Regions from separate parts of the Mus musculus genome. Here region 2 is linked to region 1. A link is a contact called in ENCODE Hi-C or POLR2A ChIA-PET data. All regions are on one chromosome and are shown on one strand. The core of a region is the stretch at or near the end of the contact, and the rest is flanking DNA. Distances in the headings are between cores, read along the strand shown. Region 1 overlaps Vwa8 (von Willebrand factor A domain containing 8). Region 2 holds the start of Rgcc (regulator of cell cycle).

Region 1 (6,820 bases), core at 3,091-5,590:
TCACAAGTAGAGCGTCAGTCAGCGACCCATCTGCTCCGAGGTCTTTTATGGGACTATTTTCTTCTGTAACTAAGAAGACAGTGTGCCTTGTTGCCATTGTCAGGAAGCTTAGGTGAGGGGAAGGCAAGAGACCTGTCCCTGTCAGCACCACTCCTCCTCCTAACAACACCCTTGTGATGCTGGCCATGCGGTCAGTCCCATTTACACGTGAGAAACTGCCGCCTCCGAGGGATTGTATAATTTACCAGTGTCCTGTGACAAGGAAATCTCTGAGTCTCTCTGAGCCCTGCTCACAACTGTCTGTGTGTACAGCACCTGTTCCTGGGCTTCTGAGGATGCTGTGGTCCCTTGCAAATGCTGCCTTGCTGATGTACGTGGATTCCTGTACATCTGTCCTACACGTGAGTTAAAAGGGAAGACACTGATGCCTTAGACACATTTCTTGCCACGGTGTGCTTTAGAATAGAGAACTCTGGGACTCTTAAGAACATATTCTCTATCAAAGCCAGCATAACAGATCAGCTCAGTCTGGCTTTTGCACTGGCAAGAACTGGGCTTAGCGTTAACAGTTTTGTGTGTGTCAATGAATGAGCTGTTTTTGTGCTTGAGTTTTACTTTCCTGCCCTGCAAAGTGGAAATTGCACAATATGGAGAGCAGTGACTATTAGCAGTGGTCTGTGTAAGGTTATAGACTGTAATGGGGGTGTTGTTCTGTGCACAGCCCAGGCCTCTGAGTGGCACTCAGTAGCAGGCCCGTGGGCTGACTGAGTTAACGAATGACTGCATGTTCCTCAGCAGACAGATCCATTCTCATTTCCAACCCTACAAATGAAATACAAGAAACTTCTCCTAAAAGCTTCCATGAGACAGAAAGCAGTACACGTTCTCTTCTTTGCGTTTTGTGGAACATGTTTCCTTTCTTTTAGAGGCATGCCAAGAAACATATAAATAAATAAGAAATATCACAGTTGGTATTATCTGACTTAAAATATGTTGAACTTGACAAGAAACAAGCCGAAGACATTGAAGTGCAAACTTGAATTTGGAATTTGCAGGGGTGGGGGAGGCGGAAGCGGCCTTTCCATCGGCACTTGAACATATTTCTTCTCTTTCTCGTAAGATATCTTTCTCTCTTAAGTCTTGCTGGGAGCAGTCATGTGGTCTATTCGCCACTGGAAGTGTCTCAAGTCCCCTTCATGCCATGCCTTTAGACACTGAGAGCAAACATATTTTCAGGAGTTGTAAGGGGAGGAGGCTCTCAGTCCAGCTGCAAGGCGACAAGAGGGTGCTGCAGTCTCTGCCTGGCTGCCCGAGGTAGGAAGGGTCAGCTTGGTGTTTAGAATATCTGCAGCAACATTGAACTTCCCAAAGGAGGTCATGGGAATTAAATGATTTGGACAGAATGCGGAATCTTACACAACTCAAATTTCACAAAGCCTTCTTGATTAAAACCTGACTTATTTTCCCAGTGCTAATATTACTATGATATATACCTAACACATGCCGACTAAAAAATAGATGATTCACACTATGCCATATCTTTTACTCTCAGAAAGAGTAGAGTAATAATGGTTAGTCTAGATAAGTATGGTGAGGCCAAGGATTTTTCCAAGCGATTCTGTGTGATTTCCTACAGTGCCACTGTGGATAAGACAGGCACCTTTGTCTTTCTTGTAGATGAGGGCCTTACGTGGCTATGTGTCAAGAACCAGGGTTTAAATCCAGGCGGACAAGTTACAATGCTATACTTCTAACCATGTTGAAGAGTTGTTTTTTGGTTTTTTGTTTGTTTGTTTGTTTGTTTTGTTTTGTTTTTAAATACCAGCAATATATGTCTATGGACAAAGAATACATTTGATGATTCTAGAAAACTCAGAACAGGCAAGCTGCTCCCCTTCATTCTGTGTTTTCTTAGGTTTCACATAAAGATTAGAGGAAAATCTCTTCAAGACCTTCCAAGGATTCGCCCAAGGCTTTGGAAAAATCTTGCTTTAATATAACGCATGGTAACACACACTCATCAACTTTTGATGAGATGTGTCTGGGTGGACTTACAAAAGGACGTTGAGTTTTGCCTGCAGTAAGTAGAAAGGCATGTGTAGATTTATTCATTTCTAGATGTTTGGTTCTTTAGAGTTACAGTGGCCAAATTTTACTTATAATGCATTCTGTGGGAGTGGCAGCCCTAGAGCTTCTTCCAGCATCCATGAGCACTACATCAAGTTAGGAAAAGGACCCCCGAGGAGAAGGATAGAGAACACTTGCGTTCTCTGTCTCGAGTGTAACGTACAGCAGTGGAGAAATCAATCATTGAAATCAATAGTTGAAAAAAAAAAGTATGTTTATTGGGGGTGAGGAAACATACACATGTCAGACACACAGAGACAAATGCCCTCTGCGTAGCAGAAGCTGGAAAGCCCGTCTCTCCTGAGAGCTGGAGTTCTAAGTCTGCAGAGTTCCCTCCTCTAGTTCAGGGCTGGTCAGTTTGAAGAAGGATAGGGTGACGGAGTGGCCCCCCAACGGGTTTGTAACATGTTCTGATCCAGCCTTGAACTTATCGTGCCAGTCCATCACCGGGTAGCCTGCTGGTGGGAGACAAATCTCACCAGGCTCTTGTTTTAAGATACCAGGTTTTCTTTCAAGTCAGGAGGCTGAGGAAGAAGCAGTCATCTTGGAAGTTTACTGTCTTTATTACCTAGCCTGGTCCCTTGTCTGTGTGTCTGCCTTCTGGGGAGTCTGTCTAACTCCTAGTCTCTCCCTTCTACCGAAGGAGTGTTGCCCATGTTGATTGGTGCCAAGAAACAAGGCTTAATTTAGTACCCAAATAGCACAGTTCCCTCCCCTAAAGGGCTAAGCTGTGTGTAATAACCAGCCATGATAACTAGCATGCAATAATTAGTTAAGACTGAAGGCACTGTTTTTAATCACTTAGTTGGACTTTTAGTGATAGGAGCAGGGAGATCTGCCCTGCCAAGGACCTCAGGTCTCACTAACCTCTTCAGCTCTTCCTCACCTCTAAGCCCTCTGAACAAAATGGTTTGATCACAACTAATAATCATTCTTATTATTATCCTCAGACAACTGGTGCTAACTGGGATGGCCCAGGTGCAGCAGGACATAGGATTGAATGGCGATTCCAAGCAGTAGTCTACCACACAGCAGCGCTGGCCCCGCTCAAGTGGGCAGACATTACAGTAACATTCGTTTTTAAGATTCACAGGGGCTAGAAATGCTTCATTGTTAACAATGCTTGCTACTTACTCTTCCAGAGGACCTGAGTTCAGTTCCTAGCACCTGTGTCAGGTGACTCACAACCACTTGTAATTCCAGCTCCAGCGCCCCCTTCTGGCCTCTACAGGCACCTGCACACATGTGGTGGGGCAGAAGGTGAAAAATAAACTTTTTTCTTTAAACTTTACCATATAAAAACTCCTGTTCTTACTTCAGGTACTCATTATACATCTTTCCCCTGATAAAATGTCCTAGCCATGTTTTCCACCTGTATTTTGCCATAAACAGCAGTATCGCTCCCTGCCAGCACTCTATACAGGCAAGTGCTTAGAGGCCAAGACCTTCCTGGGTGGTGGGTGGTGGAGGAGCAGAGCAAGGCCACTGGGAAGGGAGGCCTCTGTGAGCAAACGGTGGGCAGGGGTCTAGACAGAGCAGGTGGAATCTCTTCCCCTGATCCAGCCTCATTGTCCTCTTTGGTTGTATCTGCCACTTATTAAGTAACAAAACAATCAGGTATTGTTGGTATTTTGATTCAAGCTCAAAATGTTACTTCCTAAAATCTCCTATAAGTTTTCACTTGTCGTCAGGATGTCCTCTGCACTGAGTGGCATTTCTTTGCTGTTATCAGGTGACAGCAGGTGTGTCTGAACAAAGCTCTCTGTCACTGAACACTGTAAAGGTTGCTGCCGTTTTTTACTGAAATTTTCACGAATGCATATACTATACGTGAGTCACACTCCTGCCGTCACTGCCCTTTCTCACCCACAGAGTGCATTTTATAAACGGCATGAAGCCAGAAGTGGGGGTTTTCAGCTAGCAAGCATGTGAGTTTTAAATCGCTGAATTCAGTACCTGTCCATTTAGGTTACTCTACCAGCACTCCAAATGATTGCTTTTTCTTGCCAGATTGGTTTATTTTCCTCCTTAGGCTAGCCACCCTTCAGCCTTACAACACTCAGGTTTATTGAGCACAGGGAATATCCTTTTAAAAAGATCATTGCGTCTCAGTTTATATAAGTCTACCAGCAGGAGCATTTATCACTCCCTAGGGGTGACTGTGAACCATGCAGGTCTGGCTGCCTGTTAAAATTTACGGCGTTTGTGACAGGCCGGGCGGGGAGCTACAGCTGAGCTCCTGCTCCGGTGACTGTCCCCTGGCTGCTGCGGCTGGGGTCACTGCCGTCAACAGGCACAGACAGAAAGGTCACTTCTCTGTTTTGTTCATGTTGAGAAACGCGTTAGATAATTATCTGTCTTTTGTTGTCTAAGAAGAATAGGCGCATGGGAGGGGTGTCCTTTCCTTTCCTTGAATTTTCCCCACTGGGCTCCCTAAAACAGAATGGCTGTGCACACAGTCCACACAAAGAGCACAGCACTCCAGAGATGACCCACCCATTGGTCAGGATCTGAGAGTCTTTGTTCTCAAGGAGATACCTCACCATAGGCCAGCCTTCCTCAGGGTCTGGAAAGCCTCCGTCCTTTAAACAACCATCCCAAAGGTTGTGTTCCGTGGAAAGTTACAACAATGTATACCTCACCTGTGGGTCGTGGGCATGGTTTCAACCCTGCACACACACACCAGCAGGGACAGGTTTGCCATGGATAAAGCACCCTGGATGGATGGGACTCTTGTCACAGGCAGTGGGGACAGCCTGCTGGGAGACTGCTGAGAAGCAAAAGCAGGTGCTGTATGGAAGCCAGGCTCACTTTTGGAAGGCCAGTCACATGGTGGCTCTTCTCCAATCCACATACTTGGAATTCATCCAGAATGCAGACTTTGCTGCTCTGACCTCACCTGATCCCTCTCACAGCCAGCAAGCTATCTTTACCTCTAAACAGACAGCCATGGGCTACAAACCCTCCAGTCAAAGGAACATACGGAGATTGTCGGAAATTCTTTTGAGATTGAAAATGTCTTTTAAGCCCAGTCTCTCTGAGGAGTTCTATAATGTCTGCATGTCTCTGAGACCCAAAGCCCCACCACACACACACACACACACACACACACACACACACACACACACACGACATAGTTCCTTGCCTGTTCCTTCAAAACCTCTTAAAATCATTATCTACGAGGCTGGCTAAGAATGCTTACTAATGAGGATGGAGAGATGGCTCCGTGATGAAGAAGAACACTGGCTGATCGTGCAGAAGCTCAGCTCCCAGCACCCGCATGGCAGCTCACAACCATCTGTAAGTCCAGTTCCAGGGCATCCGATGTCCTGGCCTTATTAAAAACTAAGTCCTGATCTGCCTGCCTTGGTTCTACTTCCAGACCTCCATCCTCTTGCCTCCCCTGATGACTTTATCCCAGCCTCCGTGAGCTGGATTCAGTGGGCTTGAGTTTCTCTTCTTCTGGCCCTGTGCTGCACCCAATCCCACACTCTGAGCTCTCTACCGCCCACCTCTCCTCTGCCTGTCTTGTCCACTTCTTTCTGGGCTCCTTCCTGCCACACTTCCCCCTGGGCCACGCTCCTCTACTCTTTCAAGGTAGCTTACTCATCTTCATGGTTTCAGGCTGTTAGAAAATACATGCATAAATATAATAAGTCATAGCAATTGTGGGAATTTACAAAATGAGCACTTAAAGGAAAACTCAAATGAGTTCTCTCTTTCCTGTCTTATTCATATTGTTAATGTATCTCATATTTGGATGGTAATGAGTCACCCTCACGTAGATAGAAAAGAGTTTCAATCTGAAAATGACATTTTTTTTAACATGTTGTGCAATGGCTAAGGGGTGAGATTGAAAAATAATAGGCTCCGAGAGTTTAAATCTTGTGAGTAGCAAAACAGTACTGAACTTGGGGCCGCCTGGTTGCTAAGGCTGCTAGTGTGTAGATACTTTTTGGCGACTTTGAAGTAACTGTAGCTAAATTACACAAATGGTATTTGTATCCGAGGACTGGGTAGAGTTGTTTGGCTCTGTGGGTGAATGTTAGGATGCGGCATCGCCTCTTGGTGAACCTCTCTGAGTTTCTAGTGTGCAGGTTTGGTTGCTACAGCGGGTCTGTATGAACCCAGGCAAAGGACTCTCATGTACACAGTCAGCTGCAAGCCCCTCTTCAACTCATTGTCTGCCCACTCTTTCTGGCTCTCTTCATTCAAAATAGCCTTCTCTAGCGCCTCTTCTAGGCCTGACCTCTTGCCATTTGGCTCCACCTCCTGCTGTATATCCTGCTGGCCCTGGCCTGGCACTCTTCCCCACTGTCTGTTCTAGTTACTGAGTGCAGGTCCCTCCTGCTCCTGGCAGAAACTCCACAGAACCAGGTCTCGTTGGGCTGCACATCCTTAAGGTTCTATGTCGGACTCATAGCCAGTACATAAGTTGTAGGGATGGTCTCAGTTCCTAACCATGGCTTTGAAAGAACTCAGTGGGGAAACCCCCACTCAGCTCCCGATTCTGCGTGCACCCAAGAATCACGAATAGAACACAACACCTTGATGTAACAACAAGAGGTTTTTTAATGGCGGAGCTCCGGGTCGAAACGTATCTCACATAACAGGAGACAGTGGATTCGACCACGAGGCTTGGAAGCTAGGGGTTTTTATAGAAAAGGAGTGGGGCTGGGGGAGGAATTGGCGC
Region 2 (6,820 bases), core at 2,374-4,873, 160 kb after region 1:
ATCCACTTTCACTTATCCCCAGTGTGAATGTGTGTGTCTGTGCATTTGAGAATGGTGCCCTTGGAGGCCAAAGGTGTCAGATCGAGTTCCAGGCAGGGCAGTTGTGAGCTGTCAACATGGGTGTTCAGAACCGAAGTCTGGTCCTTTTGGAAAGCAATACCTGTCCTTTACCTCTGAGTCATCACTCCAGTCCTGCAACCTGCTTTTGTTTTTTGTTTTTTTTTAATGGGGGGGTAGTATTTTTCAAAAATGAGGAGGAATATTCATCACCTAGGTCCACAGACCTTTGATCCTGAAAGCCTTGAAAAGGACCTGCAATACCACGTACAAAAAGATACATGATCTGAGCTTGAGGGAACGCTGGGCTACTCAAGTTCTGGCTCACATGCTAGGCAACCAGAGCAAAACTAATGAAGATAAAAGTGCCTAACTTGTAGGACTGTGGTAAAGATTTTGTGTGATAACATTGGAAGACCAGCCAGAGATGGCTGATAACAAGAGCTATCACGTTACAATCATAGCAACCCCAGTGAGGGCTTGCTAAAAGTAAGCTAGCTGCCACCACCACCATGATAAGCCTGATTGGCCCTCTCAGGAGAGCTAAGTTTCAGTGGGCTGCACCTCTCCCAGACATCCACTTCCACCAGACAGACAAGTATTAGGAATGTCTGCACTCCATTCCTGGAGACAATTAAGACAGACATATTATGTGTCCTTAAGAAAGCATGACTTAGATGCACACAAAATCCACCAAGACGATTTCTTAACCGCTGAGCCATCTCTCCAGCCCTCCAAGACGATTTCTAAGCATGCAGGGAACAAAACCACATTGACGGCAAAGACCAAGGTCATCTGTGCTTTCTTAGATCCTCCCTGTTACTCTCCAACCACCACAGAAAGAAAGCTTAAGTTGACAACAAAAGCAGAAAGCAAAATGCACAGAGATATGCCTAAGAAAACTGCAAATTCTGTCAATCTTCTCTCCAACTGTTAAGAAACTGTGGTGAATTCTCTTTTTGAGACTCCTAAAAACATACCGTGGATCTGAAACCCCTCCTGGCAGAACTGGTGGGTGCTGTTCGACATCACTGCACAAATTCAGACTCTAATCTAGACTGAGGCTGGGGCTTAGCAAGGAGCTGAACTTGATTACAGAGCATCGGGGACAGACCTAGCCTTCTCTTCTGTGGAGAAGAGAATTTATACACAATGAAAAATTTGTTCCTTGACCCAGTGGAAAGAAATATATTCAAGTTACACCACAGCTGTGGAGAAAAATTTCCAGCGTCAGGCTTCACTTGACTGCTGAGAACAAGTGACCAGGTCATTGGCATCAAGACGCAAAAGTTCTAAATGGAAATGAACAGCTCACCAGCCCTCTTCCCTCCCCCTTCGCCCCCTAAGTCACGTGGTGATCTGTGTAGGTGGCTAAGGAAAATCAAACCAGAGCTTGGGTTTCAGATTCAAATCCTGACCTGGATGTCAAACATCATCCCTTCTCAGGAGGACAGCTCAGGCTCAGAATCTTCACCTAGTAACAAAGGAAAATGTTTCTAGATTTCAAAACAGCAATGTGACTTTTACTCCCAGAGTTGGGGACAGCACAATTGGTGATGTCTGAGCCTGTATCTAGGGACTAAGGGCACAAGAACAAACAGAATTTAAAGTTCACATTGAAAAACAGTGAATAAGCCAAGATTTGAAAACAATTATATAATAATAAATAAAAGGTCACCAAATTCACTGTTCTTGCAGGTCACTTGAGTTACTGAAAACTAACTCTCTCTCTCCCCCTCCCCCTCCCCCTCCCCCTCCCCTCCCCCTTCCCCTCTCCAGAGGCAATGTGGAAAAGGTTACTAGGATGACCTTCTGTGGGTAACCTGGAGGGTGGGCGTGCCTGAAACCCTGTACTTGAACTCAGCAGCCCAGCGGGAGACTGTTTCAAAAGTGCCTGGAGTGGCGAAAGAGCCTGGGAGCTAGGCAGAAAGTGAACGAAGTTATTTCAAGCATTCCAAAAACAGCAGCTTATGAAACCATTTTGGTTTCACAAATGTTTCATTCTTGTGCTCACTCGTGTCCTCATGTTCCCCAACACCCATTCTGGAAAAGGAAAGGGAGGGTGCTGTTGGTCTAGTGTTTGCCTAGCGTGCAAGAAGCCCTAGGTCTGACCCCCAGCATTGCCTATAAACTGATGTGCCTAAATGTGGTGGCATTGCACTGTCACCCCAGCACCCTGAAGCCCGAGGAAAGAGGATCAGAGAGGTTCGAGGTCACCCGCAGCTACATAGATCACCTTGGGAGAGTCTCAAAATAAAATAAAATAAAAAAAAAAAAATGAAGAGCGAAGAGTGGGTAGAAAGGCGGGAAAAGGTTGGAAGGCCTGGCTGGACTCCCAGGAGTTCTGGCTGACTGCACAAACCCTCAGGCCTCATGGTACACACCTGCCGTGACAGGTAGACCCACAGCTCTTTAAGAGCCACCCACCCACCCTCGTACCTCTCTCCCCAAGAACGCCTTAATGACCCCCGCACATCTGGGCTAACGACTCAGAAAGTCAACTCTTCAGGCATCTCAGAGCCGTGCAGATCCCCGGGTCTGACTTTCCCCAGATGTCGTGCCTCAGTTTAAAGATAACCCAGGTGAATCTAGAGCTTTAGGAAGCCTGAGTCTGAGGATTACTGACTTCAACAGGGCTTCACTTACTCTCCGAGTCGCTGAAGCCGCTGCTGTCGCTGACGCTGGCGCTGCTGCGCCGCTTCATGCGCTCTAGGTGCTCCTCATAGTGGAAGTGGCGCTCGTGGAAGGGCGACGCGAAGTCGGCCAGCACCGCGTCGAACTCGCACAGCACGTCGGTCAGGTCTGCAGCGGCCGCGGAGTCCATGGCCGGGGCTAGGGGAGGGAGGGCACAGAGGGCATCTGGAGGGGCGGCCAGCGTTCCCTAGAACTCCACTCTGCCTTTGCCAGTGACAGCCACGCAGTCAGTTACTCCGTAACCTCCCAACCACCCTCTAAAGCGCCTGTCACCAGACACGGAGGAGAAGAAGCCTCCGTGGGTTGAGCTGAAAGTCTGGAAGTCACCTAGCCCACCCCACGCGCTTTCCTACTGTTGCCCACGCTCGCTCCCTGGAGCGCGTGGCGGCGGGAAGTCTGAGTCAGCAGGCACCCGTTACGTGTCAGACTCCGGTTCCTTGTCCCGCGTGGAAAACCAAACTAAACCTGCATCGGACGAGCGATCCGGAGACGGGATGCCAGGGTGATGGAGGACAGAAGGGTGGGCAGTGGAAGAAGACCTTAGCGACCTCTGTTCTCTCGCCCCTACTTGCAGGCTCCAGCTCTCAGGGGCCCCGGAGCTGAGAGTGTAGCTTAGCGTGGACGCAGTCCCTGGCTTCGATCCCGGGGCGCAGAGGTGGAGAAGACACCTCCAAATAGGCACTCACCTGCGGCCGCGACCGCCGCGGGACTGCTCTGCGCTGAGGGCGGCTTCATGGAGAAGTTGCTCAGTGACACGCGTAGCAGAGATGCTGCGAGGTGTTGGCCCTGGTGGCTGCCGCCTGCACTGCAGTCTGCTCCGGTGCCTCTGCCTTGCTCCTTGCCGAGCCTGAGCGCTAGCTACTCGCCTGAGCCGCGCCACCCGCCGGCTACTCCGTCTTATAGCCACCGGCAGGGGCGGGGCGGGGCGGGGCTGCTGAGTAAGTCCCAGACGACCTAGGGGACGCCCCTGTCCCTCCACCCCCTACTCCCGGCACCGCCCTAGCCACGCGCTGGCCTCTGAAGAACCGCAGTGACGGGTGTCGCCGGAGTCCAGGATACCGCCCCAAATATTTACCCGCCGCTTTCTCTACCACCCTGACAACCCGACCCAAGGAAGTGTCTTTGCGGGCATCAGAGTTCTCCAAGAGTTTACCCTGTTTCCCGCCTTCTGGCTGAGCCTCCTTGAGCCTCATCTATGAAATGGAACTGCACATGCAGAAAGCCTCCTTGTTTGCTGCAAAAATAAAGGAGCCAAGGGCCTCAGTAGCCTCTGCAAAGAACCAGTCCTCCATCTGACTTTTCTCAAGGAATTTATAAGGTTGTGCGTGGACAGAGTGGACAGCTGAGGGCAGTGGGTTGAGGTGAATGCAGTCTTCAATTGAGATGATCTTTGAGCGCAGAGTACCACATGGACAGATGCATTCTGGTATAGGGTCCGTATGATTGAGCGTCCATCCTTAGCACAGCCCAGTAGAATTCCTGCCTCAGGTGACCAACAGCCCTTTGCCCCAGGTAGTTATTAAACGTAAAATAAGAGGCCTGCTGGTGGCCTGCGCCTATAGTCCCAGCCCTAAGGAGGATGGTAGAAGGGGGTCTAGGCAAGAGAGTGGAGATTTGAGGACTACTGCATGAAAAGAAAAGAAAAAAAACCCTACATAGTACAATCCTGTCTGTAAAGAGTTTACTGTGCACGCATGAAGATCCAAGTTCAAGCCCCAAAATCCACATTAAAAAATCCAAACTAGATGGACACCACTTATAATCCCAGCCCTGAGAGGCAAAGGCTGGCAAATCCCTGGGACTCCCCAGCCAATCCCAAAGTGAGAACTCCAAGTCAATGAAAAGCTGTATCTTAAAAATGGAGGTGGGCAGTGCCCAGGGAATCGATCACATTTGCGGTTGACCTCTGATCTTGTCCGGCACAACATACGCCTTGTGTGCATATATGCACATGCTACACACACACATACCACACACACACCACACACACACATACACACACACACACACACACACACACACACACACACACACACCACTAAATTAATGTAAAGTAAGGGGCTAGCTGGGGCCTGGGAATATGATTTAGCAATAAAGTGCTTGCCTAGCATGGGTGAGCCCTGAGTCTGAAGGCTCATCCTCAGACCTGCAAAAGAAAATAAATAAATAAATGTAAAACAATCAAAATTGAATAAAGTGAAAGTTTTCAGTCCAGACACCAGACACTTTCTTAACTACACCAGACACTTCCTTAGCTATACTAGACACTTTCAAGTGATCAACGGCCATCATCACAGAATCTTTGGATGGTGTTATGTGAGGACATCTTTCCCCAGTGACTCCAGCCTTCCTAGGTGTCAGAATGTGGCATGCACCAGGTCACTCCTGACAGCCACCCCTGAATAATATAATCATTGCCAGTGGTCGGCAGGTGTGAAAACTGGAATAGAGCAGCTAAGGGGCTTGCCTACCCCTTAGTGGTTTAATAGAAGGCAGGCCTGTCTCTTTTCAGCACCACTTTGAAGTTAGCCACACCCTGCCTCCCTAGGGTGAAGAAGAACTAAGCAGTCAAGGGTGGCACTGAGCCCCAGAGCAGATAAGCCAACAGCAGCAACCAATCTGGGAGGAGCAGCCAAAAAAAAAAAAAAAAAAAAAAAAGATGCCAATTACCTGTTCAGTTAGTGCGTGGAACACAATTCATTTGTCCACAGTTCACCTGGTGTGAAATTGGGTTGCCCCCAGCCCATCCTTACACACATCTCAGTGCAAAGGCCTCACTCAGTGCTGCACATGTGTTGATTTCTTCCCTAGAACCAGGTAAAGGTTTAAACCCTTGTTCTCCAGAGCCTTCTGGCTGGGCTCCATATCCTAGGGCCTTTTATGCCCCCCCCCCCCACCTGACAGTGGTGACAGAGATAGTCAATGACCTCAGTGTTCAGGTGCAACCCGTCCCTCAGGAGGCACGGGGAGCTGTATCCTTCATCTCCTCACTGAGACTTACCTAACTTCCAGGTTTCAAAAGCTCATTCAGTCATTCAGTCTCTGGCTGCAATGGCCTCAAGAAAAAGACTTGATGTCTCCTTTAATTTCCAACAGGAAAGTCAGGACTTCTAGTGCTGTAAAGACCCGATCTTTATTTTAACCGGTCTCTCCCGTAGATATGCTTTGCTATCATATAATAAAATATCACAGGCTAGGTAATTTGTGAATCACGGAGATTTCTTCCCCACTGTTCCGAAGGCCAGGCGGCCCAAGATCAAGACTCCCACCCAGTGCTGTCTGGTGAGGGCTTGCTGATTGCTCACAGGGCGAAAGGAAGGAAAGAGCAAACGGCGCCCCCTTCAAGCCCTTTGGTAACCCTTACTTCCATCTGGGAGAGCTCTATTCTGGTGACAGCCAGTTCACAAAGGCCCCGCTGTTTGACAGGATCAAACTTGCAATGAGATTGTAATGTTCAGGCCACCCCAAGGTCTGACATAGTCAGACCATAGCCACCTCTTCTCTGCACACTGCTGGCCACTCTTTTCATGAAACTTGTCCAGAGCATCACCTAAGGGTCTCATCTTTCTGAATCCTCCAGGTTATCATGGCTAACCTCCTGCCTCTCCTGGACCCTTTCTTTTTTCTTTTCTTTTCTTTTTTTCTTTTTTTTTTAAAGATTTATTTATTTATTTATTTATTTATTTATTTATTATATGTAAGTACACTGTCGCTGTCTTCAGACACCCCAAAAGAGGGTATCAGGTCTCATTACAGGTGGTTGTAAGCCACCATATGGTTACTGGGGATTTGAACTCAGGACAGGATAAGGGCAGTCGATGCTCTTATCCACTGAGCCATCTCACCAGCACCCTCCTGGATCCTTTCTTCCAGGACTTTACTTTCTCTCAGCCATCTCACCTTCCTCCTGGAAATGTATAACTGAAATTCATTCACTTTAATTTTTTTTTTTTTTTTTTTACTTTCAGAACAAATATTCCTCCCCTTAAATGTCTTACCTGCAATTACCCATAGGACTTCTGCGCTTGATATTTCTCCACAAACACTCTATGGAAGATGCTTCTAGTTG

Evidence for each region. Hi-C counts contacts between places; a loop is a spot of excess contacts on that map. ChIA-PET counts read pairs that join two places held with the same protein, here RNA polymerase II (POLR2A).
Region 2: POLR2A ChIA-PET joins it to region 1 with 27 read pairs in embryonic stem cell. The contact joins the promoter of Rgcc here to the enhancer-like site in region 1. A Hi-C loop is called at or near these places in 1 of 37 maps with a recorded cell type or tissue (heart). POLR2A ChIA-PET finds 5 or more read pairs at or near these places in 2 of 5 experiments (both embryonic stem cell).

The regions. Positions count from the first base shown.
Region 1 is chr14:79,136,118-79,142,937 of GRCm38, forward strand. All of the region lies in intron 37 of Vwa8 (von Willebrand factor A domain containing 8), which reads left to right. Among named protein-coding and RNA genes, the nearest start is that of Gm30970, 4.3 kb to the left of the region's middle. Within about 2 kb of position 4,341, at least 2 of the 3 ENCODE cell types and tissues checked have a DNase peak (open chromatin) inside an H3K27ac peak, as active enhancers do; they include heart, where a contact is called at or near this core.
Region 2 is chr14:79,298,012-79,304,831 of GRCm38, forward strand. Rgcc (regulator of cell cycle) reads right to left here and starts at 3,624. Exons shown (of 5, transcript NM_025427.2): 1 at 3,438-3,624; 2 at 2,704-2,889. The coding sequence starts at 3,486.